Linked DNA regions of Mus musculus: region 1 is linked to region 2. A link is a loop called in an ENCODE intact Hi-C map of the cell type or tissue named here. Cell type or tissue: gastrocnemius. All regions are shown on one strand. Each heading gives the region's core, and the rest is flanking DNA. Links, peaks and the distances in the headings are about the cores only.

The links. Peaks named below come from ENCODE experiments on the same cell type or tissue, not always from the same donor. Only the 100,000 strongest peaks of a DNase experiment are listed, where the experiment ranks them.
Region 1: a loop joins it to region 2, with 1.9 times the contacts of the local background. A loop is called at or near these places in 7 of 42 quality-filtered maps.

The regions. Positions count from the first base shown.
Region 1 is chr7:139,464,057-139,473,785 of GRCm38, reverse strand. All of the region lies in intron 2 of Inpp5a (inositol polyphosphate-5-phosphatase A), which reads right to left. Among named protein-coding and RNA genes, the nearest start is that of Gm46004, 80 kb to the right of the region's middle. RefSeq lists an enhancer at 4,176-7,410. In gastrocnemius, for the core only: a CTCF peak has its summit at 5,745; DNase peaks (open chromatin) are centred at 4,111, 5,108 and 5,698; H3K27ac peaks cover 5,034 bases.
Region 2 is chr7:139,411,388-139,421,116 of GRCm38, reverse strand. All of the region lies in intron 1 of Inpp5a (inositol polyphosphate-5-phosphatase A), which reads right to left. Among named protein-coding and RNA genes, the nearest start is that of Gm46004, 27 kb to the right of the region's middle. In gastrocnemius, for the core only: no CTCF peak of the experiment used is centred there; a DNase peak (open chromatin) is centred at 5,233; H3K27ac peaks cover 245 bases.

The DNA of each region.
Region 1 (9,729 bases), core at 982-8,981, 53 kb before region 2:
ACCCACATCTCAGCCTCAGTGTGACTGAAGATGATATAGCGGCACTGCTAACACACCCTGGATCAGGGCTTCTGGAGAGACAAAAAGTTAGGTCAGGAAATGGAGTCCCCAAGATTCTGGGGCAGATTCCAGGCCATCCGTGCATGGGCTCTAGGGAGATCTCGGGGGTCTACAAGTTAGAGCAGGTCGGCACACAAGAGAATCATCTGTGGCAGGCTTCCTGAGAAGAAAATAAAACATAGAGAAGCCACCTGGGTCGGAGGGGAGTAAAGCACAAGGGAGGAGATGTCCACAAAGGAGTTTGAGAAGTCAAGAACCATGATGCTCAAGAAGAAGCCATCAGGAAATAAGCCACAACCAGCCAGGGTACCTGACTCAGCAACTGACAGGAGAGGGCGCCAGCACACCAGGAATCTCGCAAGCTACCACCACAGCTGGGAACAGCAAGTTCCAGGAGTCCCTGGCATGCTGCTGAGGGTTAAAAGTCCTGCATACAGAGAAGCCTCTACAGGATAACCATGCAGCAGAGTAAGCTAAGCTCACTGTGACCACAGAGCCAGAACCACCACAAGAAGAAATGAAGAGCCAAACAGGAGACGAGGACCACAGTGCTCACGGAATAGAGTGATGGCAGGAAGAACAAATCACAATGGGCACCAGGAAAGAGCAAGCAAGGAACCTCAGCACTGTGTAAGTGAGAAGTCCTGTTAGGCAGGAAGGAAGCAGGAGGAGGGAGTGACAGCCAACCGGCTGGGAGGAGGATACAGAGCTGAAGCAGGACAGAGCAGAGCAGCACTGGCCACCATCACAGGAAACAAGATTGAATTTGCCCAGAAACAGGCCCCTAGAGCACCCGAAACAAACTTGAAAACATCTCCAAGGCCTCTGGAGCAAAAGCCCTACAAACAGTAACAGCAAAAGCCCAGCCTGGGACTGGACTCTGCAAAAGCAACGTCAAAGGAAGGAAACCATAGAAACACCTTCAGAAACATTTCAAGGGGACAAAGTACTATATCCACTGAGGGTACTGCCAAGCCAGCTTCTCATAAGGAAATGGAGCATGTCTGTCCCAACAGTGCTCTAAGACATCTAGGTGATCCAGGTAGGGACTATCTGTTTAGGCCTTGCTAGCCACTTGTGTGTGTGTAAGAGCTGAGCTTTCAGGGAGAACATAAAACCAGCTACAGGCTATGCCCCACTTCCTAAAACAAATTTGGCTAACAAGGTGCAGATCCCAGGTTCAGTCACTGATAGTGCCTGTTAGGTTCTTCAGCACCCACAGGTACAACTATACACTACATATAACTCTTTACAACCTCAAGGTTTCCACACAGATAGGGGAGCATTTTTACCTCTTCCATCATGTACCCAATCTGATGTTGTCACCAATGACAAGCCATATATGGAACAGTGGTCTCCAGTAATGGAACTGGAAACCCTACCACCTCATGATGGCATGGTGTTGGTGTCTGTGGTAATGCCAGCACACAGCCACTATTGCACAGATGACTGTTCCTGGTTTACATATTCAGTGTGCTGTATCTTCAGAGATAGAGTGTTCTACTCCTCCTTCCTAAAAAAAGACTTCTCTAAAATGGTCTGCCTACAGTGCAGCAGCAGCAGCCTCCTCCATCTCTAATCATCACACCCCCTTACTACATCCAAGGGCTACCCTGAATGCCTGCCCTGGCCACCAAAGTATATGAGTATACTCTGGATGCGTGCCTAGCAAAAGTATCTCATGACATGCTTCTCAGAATGAGTCCCTGCTGTTAATTGACACATGACTGTGTATCACAAAACTAGGGCAACCACTCAAAATGCCAGTAAAAAGGCAAACATCTAAAACATAAGTCAGAACAGAACACAAAACACAAAACAAAGTAGGAATGAGAAACAAAGAACAAAAAGCAGAGTATGCACGCAGCAAGCAAGCATGAAGGGCAGACCCAACCCAGCCCACTGATGCTCACAATAGCAAGTCTGGACCTGCTCTGAATGATGTGGCTGTGTAAAAGGAAACAGTTCTTTGAGATTGTCCCCAGAACCAAACCCACTAAGACAGCTCACCAGCTGGCCCTGGAGTCAGTCTGGACAGCCGGTGGAAGGTGGTAAGTTGTAGAGAGGCCTCAGGTGTGCTGCCAACCAAGACCCCACATTAGGAAGGCACAGGTTTGAAGCACTTATTCAAAGAAAGAGCCACTTCATGGGGACAGAGTCAGTACTGATGCCAGAAAAGGCCTCAGAAGATGAAACTCAAAACCATCAGAGAGGAAGACAGAAAAATGACCTAAGGGAAGGGGCGACAACACAAAGCACTCTGGGCAAAAATAACAGAAAAAGAAACAGAGCCACAGTCACTGAAGAAGCAACATATACACTCATGTGCAGACTCACAGTCATGGCACACACGTGTACACACACTCATGTGCAGACTCACAGTCATGGCACACATGTGTACACACACTCATGTGCAGACTCACAGTCATGGCACACACGTGTACACACACTCATGTGCAGACTCACGGTCATGGCACACACGTGTACACACACTCACACAAGCACACACTCTCATGAATACAAACACAACCAAGACACGGGATAGCATAACTGGAAGCCAAAACCTATGACGTCACAAATTCTATGACACGCTCACTGTCTATAGGATGTGAGCTCTTGTTAGATGCGTTCTCCAGCAGAAGCCTTCTTCTGGCCATAAACCAAATCTCCATAAATCTTAAAATATGGAAGTCACAGAAGCTGTCCTCTGAACACAGAACAAGAGTCATAAGAAAAGAACACACATTACTAGAGTCTGTTTATACAAACAAACAAACACCACAAATACTGGTTTATCATAAAGCAAGCCAGCTAGCTGCATGGTGGCAGCAGAGGACAGAAGGGATGACAGGCCCCAAAGCTTTTATTTGCAATGCCCAGTCACATCTTGGTCATGTTGAGGGACTCATGGTGTAGACCTAAATATTCCAACTAGATGGATGAACCATTTGTCAAGAATGTCCCAACAAACTCACAAAAATTTGAATTTCTACTACCAGAGCAATCAGTTCTGACCATGACCTGTAGGGAACCATGAGGCCCTGAGTCATGGCTGCTGTTCACTAGGACTCAGTGCTGTCCTTCGAGTGCAATGACAAAGGGGCTTCCTTCTTGTTCCTTTGCAGATAACCATAATAACATCTGTGGATAACTCACCCCATAGTCCAGTTCTGCTTAAAGACAATGGAAGCGGAGGAGCTGGGGAGAACATTACAAGTCTGCCAGCTGCTGAGAGGCCTTGTACTTGAGAGCACTGGCTGCTCTTCCAGAAGACCTGATTTTGGTTTCCAGCTCATAACCACCCATAGCTCTAGTTCTATGGGATCTGGCACATTCTTATGGCCTCTGAGGGTATCATGCATGCATGAGGCACACACTCATGAATGTACGCAAAACCACTCCTGCACATAAAATAGAATAAATCTAAAAAGAAAATCTGCCAAGCTTAGCTGGGGTGGGGGGCTGGCCTGGAGTTCATGTCTCTGTCCTCTACTTCCACAGGCTTGTAGCTGATCAGGCAAATGTATTGAAAGGCAGAGACCCAAAGCTTACATCCCCTTCAGCCAGTGACCATAGTCCAGCGTTTCTCAAACTATGGGTCTCAACCCCTTTGGGTATCAAAAGTGATACCCACAAGGCAACCTCTCACAAGAGCTGCCTAACACTATCAGAAAAAGCAGTTGTTTACTATTCATAACCATAGCAACATTACAGTTACAAAGTAACAACAAAAACAATTTTATGGTTGGGGGGGTCACCATAACATGAGGAACTGTATTAGGGTCGCAGCATTAAAAAAGTTGAGAATCACCAAGATAGTCCCTTCTGGAATTACTGGAATGGTCTTTAGAAACCCACCTTGAAGCATCACAGTGAGCAAGCCTGGATTGTGGGAAATTCTGATTTCCCTTGGAATCTCCGTTCTTCCCTCCTTTGCTGATGAGAAGGCAGGTTCCTTACAGCTGTCCTGTTGTGGAGCTCAGCCTGTGTCAGCGCCCATGGCAGTGAGGAGCTATGCTCAGACCACGTGACTCCCCCTGTCTGAAGGCTGGCACAAGGACCAGATCGCATGCCCCAGTTGAGATCACATGCAGGGCTGCCCCAGCCACTGTGTATGGTGACAATGCAGGCTCATAGTATACTGCTGGTTTCTAAAGTGTGCCAGGAATCACTGGCTAAGGAACAGAAGGCTCCTCAGTGTCAAATGAGAGTGCTTGCTCAACTCACTATACAAGCAATACCAGCCTGGGGAAGGGTGGTATTCAGCACCTACCTATTTCCCTGGGGCCAGTGCCTCGAGCACACCCTGTGGGTGGAGATACCAGTAACTCATGCCATGTAGCAGCAATTGCAGACTCACAGCACAGGCAGGTCAACCAGGGCCACAGGCAGAGACAGCGCCACACAGTCATTAAGGAGAGATGAGCCCAGGGCTATCACGATCTTCAGTCTCACTGTCACTTACTTCATTATGTCACTTACTTCATATAATTTGATTCTTAATAATAGCAGCATCGAATGTCTGACCCACAGCTCCTGAGCACTCCGTAGGCTCCAGAGAGCTTGCCAGCCAGTTGTAGCTGCCCACTTAGCAAAGGGTGGAGTCAGCAGAGGAAAAGCAAGGGCTATCCAGGAACCACACAGGACTATGATTCTTGCTTTGCCACTGGCTTCAGAGGTCTCGAGCCACAGCTGAGAGTCTGTAGTGTGACTCCTCCCCTTAGATAAATGTTGTAAGGTATTAATGAGAATGTAGGAACCAAGTCCCCAGCACAGGAGGACAAGTGACACTTGTTTGGAATCAGCATTTGTGCCAAAGGCTACATCAAGGGCAAGCAAGATATCGTCATGATGGGCACAGGCTGTCCCACTCAAAACCAGAGAAGTTGGAGATCTCATGTAATATCCTCATAGCAGCTACAAGACAACCAGCTGGCCCCTGTGCTGGTCTGAACTGGCTGCCTGAAGGAGCTTTGTGCCCTTGAAGAGCCTGGGCAGGCAACATAGCTGGCTTGAGAGCAACACAGTCAGTTTTCTTGGTGAAGCCAGTGGACCTCACAGGTTGCCTGGCAGCAGGATGTCTGGAGGATAGAGCGTAAAGTCAGCTGCTATCAGATGTCACATCATGGCACCGCTGGTGGGAAATACCCTGGAAAATAAACTCCAGCCCTCCACAGGAAGTAGCTGTGGACTGCATGGAATTCCATTCAGTGCTGCCCTTGCTTGACAATGGGACTGACAGGTCTTCTCCAGGACACAAGGAGCCACTTCTGACTTAAAGATGACGCAGCTGCTGCAGAGAGGTTCTAGTGCCATTTCTGTGAATGTAGTCTTCAAGGAAAGCTCAAAAATACATTAACTAACATTTAATATAGTAAAATATTTGGAAAAGCGTGAACTAGACATTTTGGCCAGAAAGAGCACAGGGGTTTACATACACCATGCAGGCTGGAACACAGCCTTCCAACAATAAGTCCTTCTCTGTTTGGGACACAGTGCAGATGCCTGAGTACAGGGCCAGCTCAGCTCCCAGGAAGCCTACACTGTGAGCCTGTGGTCATCGACCCTGTACACTGCCAAGAGCAGAGCTAAAAATAGCAACAACCAGGCCTTGTTAGGTAGGTTTCCTCCAAAGAGGAGTACTGGTGACCTAAAAAGGAATTCCATCCTGCAGGCTGTACTACAGGAGCCCGGCCACCAGGATAAGCACTAGGGACAAAAGAGCTCTCTGGGCTGCGACCAATGCCAGGTTCTAAGCACCCACTGCCCGGGGCTCAGCTGGGGGCTCTACCACATCATATGGGCTGGGCAACAGGCACCCCATACCTGGGTCTGTGGTTCTCTAGTCTGGGATTCACTAGCTACAGCTCGTGGCTACAGCTCGTGGCAGGCCTCATCCAACGACCTCTCTCAAGTCCATGCCTAGCACAGAGGGCCAGCTTGGGGGCGGGGGGTCAGGGCGCACTGCTCTGCACAGGACACTGTAAATTTCACTGACCCTGTGAGCAGGCAATGTAGCTGGCCTAAAAGCACAGCCCAAGGTTTTTTGGTGAGGCCAGTGGCTCTTGCTGTGTTCTTCCCTTGTGGGCAAAAGTCCTAGCAGTTCCTATGGGGACTTAGGAGAAGCCTGCAGCCCGTGAAGAGTGACAGACAGAAGCTGTGGGACGAGGTCCTGTCTTTGGACCCTATGCTTAAGGAATTCTAAACTATACAGACTGATTCATTTTCATTTAAGAAGCCTGTGCCTCTAACTAAGATCAGAGCAAATTCAAACTGAAGACCGCATGCACAGAGCTGCAAGGCCTCCGCTAGTTTCCCTGGCTTTCCGGCAGGGCCATGGCCTTGTGAGCACAGCCAGAAAAGCTGTGGTGCCATTGGACAGCTCTCTCAGGAAGCTGCTTGCCACACAGAGTCTTGTAAAGTCCTTCTTCACTCTGGCCACCTCTAGCTCACTGGTGTTTACTGTGAGGCACACAGTAGAAAGGGGAGCCCCATCTGTGCAGTCCAGAGCCTCCAAGGTTCCCAGAGCCCCTGTCAGCTCCATGAGCTGTAACAAATGGAGGCAGTTTCTCAGTTGAGGTTCCCTTCTTTCAGATAACTCCAGCGTGTGACAAGTTGACACAAAACCACCGAGCACAGTCCTCATGGCCCAACCAACTTTCTTTTTTAAGTGTCTTGCTCCACCCATTTTCCTCTGGCATGACAAATGACACACAGCCTGTGCTGGAGAGGAAGGCCTGCAGCATTACTGAGTCTCCTGCCACTGTCCTCTGTTCCACCCTGACAGGAGAGGGTGTCACTCCTCTTCAGGGCCTGCTTCTCACACTCTGGCCTGACTCTGAGTGCGCAGCAGTCCTTCCCCCCCCCCCCCCCGACCCCACCACACACACCACAGATCCTCAGTCCTGCAGCTCCTCTCTCCACAAGGGCCTGCTCACCTCTTCCCCCAGTTCTTGTTTGTCACTGGCAAGCATGGCTTTGGGACGGCAGTGACAGGGCTCGGATCCTGACAATACTGAGCCATGTGGCTGCGAGCATATCTCACTGCCTCTTTAAGCCTCAACTTCCTTATCTTTAAACCTGGGTATCAACCTCCAAACTTCTGAGGAAGTTGGAGGAAAGGCTGAGGACAACCTTGACCCCAGGGGTGCCCACAATGATGTGGCATGCCCCTCAGCATTATGGCCCAGGGGGACCTAGCACATTGCAATCCAAGCACACTAGAGCACTGCAGCCCAGTGTGCCACAGACTGGGGATGCCATTACTGACTTAGGAAATGAGAGACATAAGGAAGGACGAAGACATAAGAGAAATGAGACCTGTCATATGAAGGTGACAGCACTAGCACCCAGTATTTTTTTTAAGAACACTTCATCTAAGGCTCTTCTCACAAGTATCTTTACAGATTAATAATTATATAAGTAAGCAGCAGTCCAGCCCTGGAAAGCCCAATAGGCTAACCTGTGTTAGCCTGGAGCTAAGCTGCTGGACCACTGATACAGCTCAGTGAGATGTCTCTAAACATCTGAAGACGAGATCTGCTGAAGCTGTGCCCTAGGAGAAGACTCTACTGTAAACTGACCACACTCCTTCCCAAAGAGACCCTGCTGGATGGCTTTATGTCAACTTGACACAAGCTGAAGTCATCTGAGAGGAGGAAACCTCAACTAAGGGAAAAAAAGCAACTCAATAAGATCAGGCTGTAGGCAAGCTTATAGCACAATTTCTTAACTCATGATATTTGAGGAGCCCAGACCATTATTGGTGGTGCTGCTCCTGGGCTAGTGGTCCTCGGTTTTACAAGAAAGCAGGCTGAGCAGACCAGAGGAGCAAGCCTATGTAAGCAGCAGCACCTGTCCATGGCCTCTGCATCAGCTCCTGCCTTCCAGTTCTCTGGCCTGTTGGAGCTCCTGTCCTGACTTCCTTCAGTGATGGGCCACGATGTGCAAGTGTAAGCTGAGTAACCCCTCTACTCCACAACTTGCTCTTGCCATGTGTTTCATCATAGCAACAGAAACCCAAACCAAGACATACTGACCACACCAATCCCTGGTGTGTCTCATGCTGCTGTGGCAGCAGCTTCATCAATACAACTCTCAGGTAAAAAGCAGAAAAGGCAAGCTCCAAGGACTCCAAGGAGAGGGGCAACTGAGACACTCAGCAGCCAGCCACCTTCCCTCGTGTCGGGCTGTTCTGAACAGATAACATAAAACACACTTGATTCCCAAGACAGCACAAAACACATAAAATATTTAATTACCAACTATACTGATCACCATAATAACAGCTTAGAATCACAGGGTTAATTCAAAATATTATTAAAATAAATTTCACACATTCATAGGGCACAGTCAGGTAGATCTCTGTGAGTTCAAGCCAGCCTGGTCTACAAAGCCAGTTTCAGGCCAGCTACATAGTAAGATCCTGCCTCAAAAACCAACAACAAAAACAATACACTCCATTTGTTTCCTTCCACTTGGTAAACTGTGGTCCTGGAAAACTTGAAAGCATATTGCATTCCTACCTGATATTTCTAGTCTGTCCTTCAGTAGTAACACTGAGTCTTCAGAGGCCACAGGACTCACCAGCTCAGCCAGACCCAGACCCTTTTCTCTGTGAGCCCTTCAACTGCCAAGAGCTCAGGACAGCCTGCTCCATGCAGAGCACCAAGCCACAGTTCACTCCACAGCCTTCAGCATCCCCAGAGCAAATGTGTAGCTGAGAAGGACAGGCCAGGGCTGCCCCGCCCTGTGGTACAGGAAGTCCCTTAACTGTGTCCTAGCGGTACTGAGCCAGGAGGACTCACAGGTAGTTCCCTTCTTTTTGACAACTCCTTTAATCCTCACTCTAATGGGGTGGGTGCCATCACCCCAGGACAGGAGGTAGAGATGGATGAAAAAGCTTGCTTGAAGTCACAAAGCAAGGACGGGCTGCGACGAGAATGGAACACACAGTTCTGAAGACAGAAGCACAAGATGCTAGTACATTTGGGGTTGGTGCAGACCATCCCTGTTTACATCTCTTGTTTACATGGGCACTTATCCCAAGACCTCATCTAAGCCTCACCACCCCATAGGTCCCACCACTGGCACCACCACAAAGGAGAGTTGGACTTCAAGGAGGCAGAAGCACAGTGAAGACTATAAATGTCTGAGTCCCACGGCAAATATGACCACGTAAAGGATCTAAAACACAGACCAACAAAACAGGAGCAGCTCTTGGGTCTGGCAGACTCAGATGCTTCTCTTCACATGTGCCTGTCTGTCCGCAGCTTTCTCCTGTAGGTGCTGCCACAATGCCCTTCCACACCTGGCCATTCTCCTACTGATAGGTCATGGTGCCCTCACCTGGATACATTCTGAACATCCTTTGGCACACATTCCTGGAGTAAACTGAGAAGAACTGGTGTCCATAGAGAATGACACACAAATGCCCAGATAGCTCTGGTCAGAGGGAACCCTGATGCCACCAACAGGCAAATCATATGTCACATATACAGTGACAGAAGAAGGAAGCAGTACCTATAAAGCAGTTACGTGTGATGCCTCCAATCTTGAGAGATAAAAGAAGGAAGACAGATTCCAGCAACGGGCATTCTGGAATAGGCAACTCTGACTGGCAGAACCTCAGGCTACCCCTGGGAAGCAGGCAGGACGACCACACCCTGG
Region 2 (9,729 bases), core at 1,013-9,012:
GGGAGAGAGAGAGAGTAAATGGGATGGCTCACCATTTAAGAGTACACACCCTTCTGGAGGACCCAAATTCAGTTCTAGCACCCACTCATAACTGTAACTCTAGCTCCAGGAGATCGGACACAATTCTCTGACCTCACAGTTACTACATTCAGGTGCATACCGGCACACTCACACTGACACACACACACCTAATTTAATTTTTTACATAAGACTTAGCATGTAATAAAACCAAAAACTTTTATATTTTAAAAAAATCTCGGAATAGTGTCAAAGGGAAAAAAAAAAACCCTTCGCCAAGAAAAATGGCACAGATGGCTTCACTGTTGAATACCATAAACACGGAAGGAAGAAATACCATCCGTCTCACACAGCTCTTTCCAAGTCGGAAGGGAAGAACAGCCCAGTGTGTTATGTGAGACGGTATGAGAGACACCTAAGCCAGACAGCATTGCTTCAGAGGTGGGCAAAGAAGGAAGTCACAGAGGTCCCAGACAAGCAGGTCCTAAACTACAGGGAAAAGAGCAGGGCAACCAAGAAGTGCTTGGCCTGGGACAATCAGAATATCTAACCATCACTGATGTCTACCTGAGTCAGAATGGAGGAAAGCTACAGGCTCCTTTTGGTGGACACAGAAAAGCATGGGACAGCGTTCAACACTCCTTCACAGTGAATAACAGGAGGAAATGCCCTCTGTTTGCTAAGGGACATCAACCCCCTCCCCCCCACAGATGCTGTGTCCTTACTGGTGAGCTACTAGACACAGAGCCACTTCATGTATGTCCTGAGGGCACACTAAGGACTGGAGAAAGACATGCAGCTATGTCACCTATAGACACTGTTCACATAAGAAACCGGAAGCTACACAACGGTTCTGACTGCGGGGTCAGGGATATGAGAGTAATGTCCTAAAGCTCCTTTTCCATTCCTTACACTAACGAACTGGAAAATGAAATGAAGACTGACAGCCTGAGTTCCACAGGACAGTGCCTAACAAAAGGCATACAGGGCTGGGCAGTGGTGGCGCACACCTTTAATTCCAGCACTTGGGAGTCAGAGGCAGGAGGATTTCTGAGTTCGAGGCCAGCCTGGTCTATAGAGTGAGTTTCAGGACAGCGAAACCCTGTCTCGAAAAACAAACAAACAAAAACAAAACAAAAAAACAAAAACAAAAAAGGCATACAGGACTAAGGACTACAGACTGCTGTGAGAGAAACTGAGGCTGCCTCAACAAATCAATCCAGATGGCTCCATGGACCCTCCTGCTGATCCATGAATTCAGGGCAGCACAGTCATAATCCTAGCAGGGTCTGACAGAAACTGGCAAGGAACTGTAAAATATATGTGAAAGGAAACACACCAGCAATGTGCAATGCAATCTTAAAGGAAGAATAACATTAAGGGGCTTCGCTGACCTCAGGACTTACTATGAAACCACTGCATCCACATGGGGTCCAGGAATAAGACCCACAGAGCAGTGGTACAGAATCGAGTCCAGATGCAGACATGCACCTACACTCTGATTGTCAACAAAGGTGCTAGTGCAATCTAATGGGAAACAAAGCCTGGTCAACAGAGGTAGCCCCAAGCTGTATACACAGGTGGGAAAAGCAATGGCCAACAACTATCCACAGCACATGCAAAACATACCATGGGGAGAGCCAGAGCCCAGCTGTGGACCATAGCCATAAAGCTTCTATTCCCCTCCCTCCATGTGTCTGTGTTGTTCACAGATGTTTGGGGGGAAATGTGCATGTATGCACGTGTATGGAGGCCCAAGGTTGACTCCATCACTCTCCAGGGCCACTTGCTAACCAGAGCTTGCCGTTTCAGCTCATCCAGCTAGCCAGCTCAGGAAAGCTTCTAAAGACAAGGTTGCCTGTGGCACAGCTTCTAGAAGCAAAGAGGTCATATGTGACAGAGAGTGTAATAAATAAGAAGTCAAGTTCAAAATATGTCTAAAAATATAGTCCTTGGCCCGTCACTCAAAATGCTGAGGTGAGGCAGGTGGATCATGAACTTGAGGACTGAGCTTCATAGCAAGACTTTGTCTACGGAAAACTGAGGGCAAGAAGAGATCGCTGTAAACAGACACCCCTAATCTCCCTTCTCTTTCCCATGCTACTGGCCATGAGTACTGCATCAACATCTCTATGCTGTGTGGGCCCCACCATACAAAGGAGGAACAGAACAGATGGGGCCTATGTGACCAGATGCACGGCAAGGCCAGACATAGACAGTACCTCTGAAAATGAAATTCAACTCTCAGGTCCCCAGCACACTGCAGCCCTGCCTCTTACTCCTTCCCCCGGTATGCCCAGAGTCTTTTCCTACACTGTAATGCTGTCCAAGGTACACAGATCCTCCAGGTACATCTTCCATGGGGCGAAGGGACAACCCTCTCTAACTTCTATCAGCCTCTTCCCACAGAAGGCCAGCCTCCTCTACCCCAAGACCAGATGGCATCTGAGGGCCCATCCTTCTTGGACTCACTTAACCAAACTGTTGCTAGAGTCCAACTAATTACCCAACTCAGCTATTTCCCAAGAGCCAGGTGCCCAAAAATAGCACAGGTCCTGGAAGAGGGACAGGTAAGGCAAAAGAAACCTGACAACCTGTGAAAAAGGAAGAGGCTAACAGGGTGTCTGGCCCTAGCTTGGTGCTAAATACCCACTGTCCAGTCTCTATTGCTCTAGATCCTGTTCTTGTAGGCAATGATGCATACACAAGTAAATGGAAAAGATGAGTGTACCCTCGAGTAAAAGTGGGAACCAAGCCTTCTACTCCAAAGAAACAGTCAGCTATGTGCAGTATTCCCACTAGGGGCCTGAGCATGGCTACCCTTTTTAGTGCAGTTCCACAGAGCCCCAAATCACACAGCCAGTGAATGCTAGGCTCAGTTGAGGGCCCTGGGGCAAGACATCTAGCACCCAGCACCATTGCTGGACTAATAACCCACACTAAATCCAAAATTAAATGAGATCCTAGATAGCTGGCCACCAGGACCCAGTTTGGAATGGTAGGGGTACAGAGGGGACAACTGTTCTACCAGGAGATGTATGATAGGCAAACCCAGCACAGAGCCTGTACCAAAGCCATACAAGCAGGCTGAGACATAGGCACCCAAAGGAGAGCAACCTCAGCTCCATATAGTACGTATCTCTTCAGGCCTGTCATTGCCCCCAGCTGAGGACAGAGACAAGAGAACTGCACAATGTACAAGCTGCACTTCTGACCCATAGGTAGGGCCACAGCATCTTTCCCACCAAGATGGGGCAAAACACCTACCCAAAGCCTGTGACTGGTTGTGCAAGCCAGTTCAATGCCATCAAGTCAGAGGTATACTCAGCACCTGAACTCAAGCACCAGGGACACGGCCTCCCTATCTGTCTCCCTCAGCCAGAGCTCCTGAACTATAGACGATGTATAACACTAGAGTCCAGGCTAAGAAGCCTGAGGGACATAAAGGACACTGGTGCTTGTAGAGTCACCTACCCAATGGGGCCTATTATATGTGAGTCAGGAACAATGGTGGACAGAGGTTTTGTTGGCTGCTCCTCACAGTGCCAGCCTTCTACAAGGCTTCATGAAAAGTGTCTAGAGAAAACTGCTCTGCCAAGGGGCTTCTGCACCATGGGTGGTGACAAAAACTCAATTTTTTAGTTTTTATTTTTCCCCTAGAGAACTAGCCCATTTAAAGAGCTCAACATCGGGGACTGAAGAGATGGCTCAGCGGTTAAGAGCACCGACTGCTCTTCCAAAGGTCCCGAGTTCAAATCCCAGCAACCACATGGTGGCTCACAACCATTCGTAACAAGATCTGATGCCCTCTTCTGATGTGTCTGAAGATAGCTCCAGTGTACTTACATATAAGAAATAAATCTTTAAAAAAAAAAAAAAAAACTTAAGAAAAAAAAAAAAAAAGAGCTCAACATGAAGCTGGCTGCACCATTGAGCAATGGATGCTACCAGGTTGCTAGAAGAGCAGCCAGCAGTGTCTCTCAGGATCACCAAGAGACACACTCAACTCCACAGATCTCTGTACAGGCCATAGCATAACACTCTTTCATATGACTGAAGCTATCCCAGTCCCACCTCACAAAGAGACCAACCCAGAGCCAAGCAGAGCTGCCAGACCAAAACCTATGCATGCTGAAAAAGCCATCTCATCTGTGAACAGTGCACGGGATCCAGTGCCTCCTGCTGTCTGGCTACTAAAGGCTTCCAGCCCACTGGCCTCCCACCATTGCCTATCTGGCTTCTGAGCACATGTGTAGGTAGGCATGAATGCATGCATGCCCACATACTCCAAGAAGGTACCCAAAATGAAAACAACCTTCCAATGACACATATACAACCTGGAAACTACCCTAGAAACTGCCAGCCAGCAGACCGCAGAACCCACAAAGAAAAGAGTAAAGTTTCTCCAGCTTGGCTCCTCTGGAAGCCCAGAAACACTCCCAACATCCTTTACACTACCGTTTGTGCTATTCACAGACATCCTGTTTTGAAGTGAGGACAGTTTTCCACCCTGTCTTAAGGAATGCTGCACAGACAGACATTCACATTTCCAAGGCCACTGGGCACACCAGGGGTCAGGACTGCAGCCTTCGTAACCCAATATGGATACCAGCCCTCCCTCCCCCTTAGAGCACTCACCCATCTCTTCAGGAGCCACTGAAAGATAACAGAAGCAGGTGACTGCTATTGAAGAGAAGCCAGGCCTTCCCCAGAAGAACCAAGCCACTGTCATCCATAAAATAAAGCCATATAATGGGAGTCCACAGAAAGGCTATGAACCAAAGCCAGATAGATATCAAGAGAAGGAGCCATGGTGCCTCCTCTGTGCCCAGAGCTCCACCTGCAACCAACACTCCACTGCAAGACTATGCCATCCCTGTACCACCATCCTGCAGCCCTACCTCCTGCCCAGGAGCACCCCTGGATGTCTAAGAGAATGGAAAATTCAAGCCAGTCTGCTCCATATGTCCCTATCTTCTTAGACTCAGCCAGTGGCAACTGTCCCCTTTTAGCAGCTTCTACCAAAAAGCACAACACCCTCTCCATACAAGTCCCTCACCTGACTGAATCACACCTCTAGAGCTCATGCTGAGACTCTGGCCCCCAGTGTGGCTACATATGGGGACAGGGCAGAACAGGAAGCTAATTAAGATCAAAGGGGCCTTAGAGTGTATGCCCAGCTGTCCTTCTAAGCAGAACAGGAGCCAGCAGAGAGCTCTCTCTCTCTAAGTGTGCAGTGAGGCCAGGTGGGAGCACAATGGGAAGCCAGCCAGCAGCAATGCAAGCAGAAAGTAGCTGTGCTGGGCCCTTCATCTCTGTCTTGTATGCTCCTGGGCTATTGGAAGTCCTGCTGTGGGACATGACTCACAGCTAAGCTGCTATGCCTACCCTCTCCTCAACTCTCATAGAGCTTGCCCACACACTCCATAATCATGGCCCCAGATGAGTCACTGTCCCTTCCTGCCTCCCTCTCCATCTCTACTATGGCCCCTCCAGTGACAACTGTCCATCTCATAGCCACATCTGTCCTCTTGAAGCCTGGGTAACAACCTGTTCCCAAAAGTTGTCTAGACCCACTGAAAGCCAACCTGCCTCCCCCAATATGGCCCCAGCTTCTCCCTACAAAACAGAATGGCATGCTAACCTAGGTATCCTGAGTCTGCTATGCACAGGCTCTGCTCAGACTCACTACTTGAATGGCCCACTGCAGGGAAGCACCTCTTAAGCTGGGGTTCACAATGACTGGAGGTGACTACTCTCCTCAAACATGCTGGAATCTGAGAAACTGAAGACAGTACCCACACTTCCACCTGGTCCTTGAATCTGGTTCTACATAGTTCCTCATTCTCCTCCATGACCCACCATAATATTCTGAGGGTCTAAGAGTGAAAGTAAGAGCCAACATATGGCTCAGTAGGAAAGCTCCTGCCCATCATGCAAAAGCCTTGGGTTCGAGGCCCAGTACTGTCTTGAACTTTAATTGCTAATTAAAGCAATAACAGGGAACCAAACTCACTTACTGACAAATGCTCCCACTTAGGGGGTACCAACAACCACACCCAGTTGTCCCTTCAGAAGATTGAGAGGGCTGCCCAGTGAGTGAAGGCTGCGTCATATCCTGATTCCGAATACCTACTCTTCCCTACCGCATGCCCTACCACCAGGCATATCCATCCTGCCCTGTCTTTCTCAGAGCAAAGAGCACTTCCTGAAGATCCCAATTCCTATCTGCCCCTAAAAAGATCAGAGCTAGGCTGCACCCCCTTCTCCTGTAGCCCCTTACTCTAACCCTGCTAAAACTAGACCTCACAGAACAGAGGCGAGTGTGCACGTCACGGCCGCAGCTTGTTCTTCAGCTCAGTAACGGATAAGTCATAGCTTGTTGGATGGTAAAACCGTGCCAGGAAGCGCGTAAGATAGAGCAGGTTGAGATCCGGAGATTCTGTGGGCACACACCTGAGACTTATTCCCAGCTCCCTACCACATGCCACATTCCTCACATAAAAGGAACGTGTACTGTGGTCACGTAGGCCCAAAACAGAGTTCTCCATGCTAATGAGGTACCTGGAGGCCTGGAGGGCTTAGCCAATAAGCTTTCCTTCCCAGACATTCCTCCCTGCAAAAGGTAGTTAATCTCAGGTTCACCCTGAGAAGTGGGTATGATACATTATGCATTCATTTTCCACCATGAACAACCAATAAACTATTTAGAACCACGGCCTGTTTCTTTCATCAAGATCCACCGTAGGGAGCCATGGAGAAGGCATTCGACTACAGAGCCACTGCTTAAGTCTCCCATAGAAGACCTCTCTGTGTTCCCAGCCACAGCTGCCACCAAGCCCGCCTCCTGCAAACAAGGACAAGCTGGAGCTCCCCTTCCCTCCCGGCCCTGGGCTAGACGCTGCCCCCAGCCTGTGGCCCCTGACTCCATTCTTGGCTCTTCTGAGACTCCCAGTGGCACCTGGATGTCTAAGAGTCTGAGAACCCCATGGCCCCAGCCTCGTCGCAGGCCCAGGGACCCCTGAACCAGCTCTAGCTTTCCCACATCTCAGACTCCCCGAAGCAGTGTATCAGCGCTTCCGGAAGAGCCCAGCACCTGCCCCAGAGACAGCGCTGAGATGAGCACAGACAAACTCCCCATGTCCCACCTCCCCAAGAGGCTGTGCCCAGCAGTGGAGCAGACTCGGACCCATAATGGCTATGTGATAAGTAGTAATCACAAACGTGAAGGGATGCACGAGATTCAGGCCCACACCACCTCCTTGACATCCCACCTCATCAACGTAAGCTTCTAGAGCCACTAGAAACCTGCCAGCAGCTCCACAGGAAACACAGAAGACAGCAGACATGTCAAAATTAAGCTCTGGAAAGGATCGTGGCCAGGGTGGGCTCCAGCACAGTCTGTGTTTCTGAGCTTTGCTTTCTGAGCTTTGCTCAGAGCACAGCGCCCCTGACAGGGAGTGGCCTGTACTTTCCACACCCCTGTTCTCTCTTTCACTGGGCTCCTGCCAAAGGCCTTCCACACCCAGCGACCTTCCTAAGGTCCACTCCAATCAAAGTTTCTGGGAACCTACTATGACATCTTCTCCCAAGATTCCATGGTACTCTGGACAGGGATTCCTCCAGGTGTGGGTGCAGGATCAGGTAGTGACCTGCCTTTTGAGGAAGGAGAAGAATTTAAGTGATACCCATGGAGCAATGCAGAGGTCTGTGTAAGTCATTCTGAAACTAGAGTTCCAAGGTAAGGGAGTGACAGACCCAGCAGCCAAGCCCCAGCCAGCTCCTTGTCCCATATCATGTCTCAGGACACAGCCTAGGGCCTCCCTGGCTTAGGCAGGTACATGGGTACCCAAGGACATTCCTTGGTTTCGGGGAATGAGAAGGTACCAGTTGAGAATGCAAATGCCCAACTGTGTGTGCTGGTGTGTACTGCCTATGGCCACTGGGGAGATTCCAGCTGCAGAGAGTCGTCAGAGAGAAAGCCTCAAGGAGCAAGGGCTGCAGCCACAAACCCTCCAAATCCTACAACCTGGGGCTCACTGTGCTCTTTTCTCCCTCTTTCAACATCCAGGACCAGAGTTGTCCCCCTATCCCAGGACCAACTGACGAACCCTCTAGAATTTGCACCACACACCTGAAAGGAAAAGCAGTATATGGTGCTGCCCAGCACCTGGTGGGGCTTCTTCTCCCTGAAAACAAACAAACAAAACAAAACAAAACACCACATCCCACCAGCAGACAGGCTATGATCTGGGAGAAGCCAGGAAAAGCCCACCCTATCATGGCTGCCAGGAGCCACACCTAGTCACTTTAAGGCTGGGGCCTGGGACCTGGCTTTCAGAGTTCAAGTACATCCACTAAGCAGAGGACAATCCAGACTACATGAAGGCCCACAGCTGTAGCACAAAAAGCTGTGGCAGACGGGTGGCATCTGTGGGCAGAAAGATGTGTAGTGAAACCACTTCCCCAAACACTGCTTGTGGCCCAGGCCTGGAAAGGAGCCACGGGCTCTAAAGTGCACACGAGCCACAATGTCAATGACATCAGACACTTGTGCAGAAAACGAGAGGCAGACAATTGGACCAGAAAGAAAAGGCCAGCATGGGTCGCACTTCGAGACACTCCTCAGGTCCCTGGCCACTGGAACCACAGCCAACACAGGAAGGATGATACTGGCAGAAAGGCCTCTCGAGCCCACTGCAGCATTCACACACACACACACACACACACACACACACACACACACAGCCCATGCTTGACTCCCCCTCCACTAACATAAACATCACACACAGAACTTTAAATAAACAGATTTCTGCAGGAAGAGCCTGGACATAAACATTCTCCGAGGCCTCAGCAGCTGGGGGAGCTGGGTACAACTGGGTTTCTTCTTCCCTGGTTTCCAAATGACTGTGAGCGTAGTTATATGGGTTTGGTTACTAGTTTGATGGTTTCTAACCAGACTGAGGGTGCCGGATGGGCTCTACCACACCTCTTGTCCTCCCCTCCAACCCACTTTTTGGCTCATGGGGACTGGCTAATGTCCATGACTCCTAACTCCCCAAACAAGAGGGCAAATCCAGCCAGCATTTTCCAGATAGGACTTGTATCAAGAAAAAGGACCAACCCACTAGAAAAGAAAAAACACACATCACCTACATGCACAGGCCTGTTCTTGGGGCCATTCTTCAGGAACATACAGGTTCCAGACCGATGAGAGAAGGCATAGGCCTTCATATGGTACACACAATCCCAAGGCAGGGCAATAAGCCTGGGATCTTTACTCTGCCCTGCTTTTAGTCACCACCATTTTGATCTAAACGTTAATGTTAAAACCACCTAACATGCTCTAGAGATTCCAAGAAGCAGAATCTTAGCAGGTGAATGTGCAGGTGCAGGTGCAGGTACAGGTGCACGTTCATGAAGCTTTGCTGTCACACTACAGAGTCAGCACCACCTGTTGCTCAAGGTACCTGGCACCTGTGCCACTAGGAAGCCACCCTAGACAGTGTGTGCAGAGGTGCTTCACAACTTCAGCCACCATCAAAATGGAAGGCTTCTAGCCAGTGACCGTCTAGCCTAATGGCTACCTGATGCCCTTCAGGAAGGCCCAGAAATACTGTCCCTAAGACCCTCATTCATTCCACTCCAGCCCCAGTGAGAGGCATATATGAATACAAGGAGACTTGCTCACCAAAAGCTCACAGGACACAT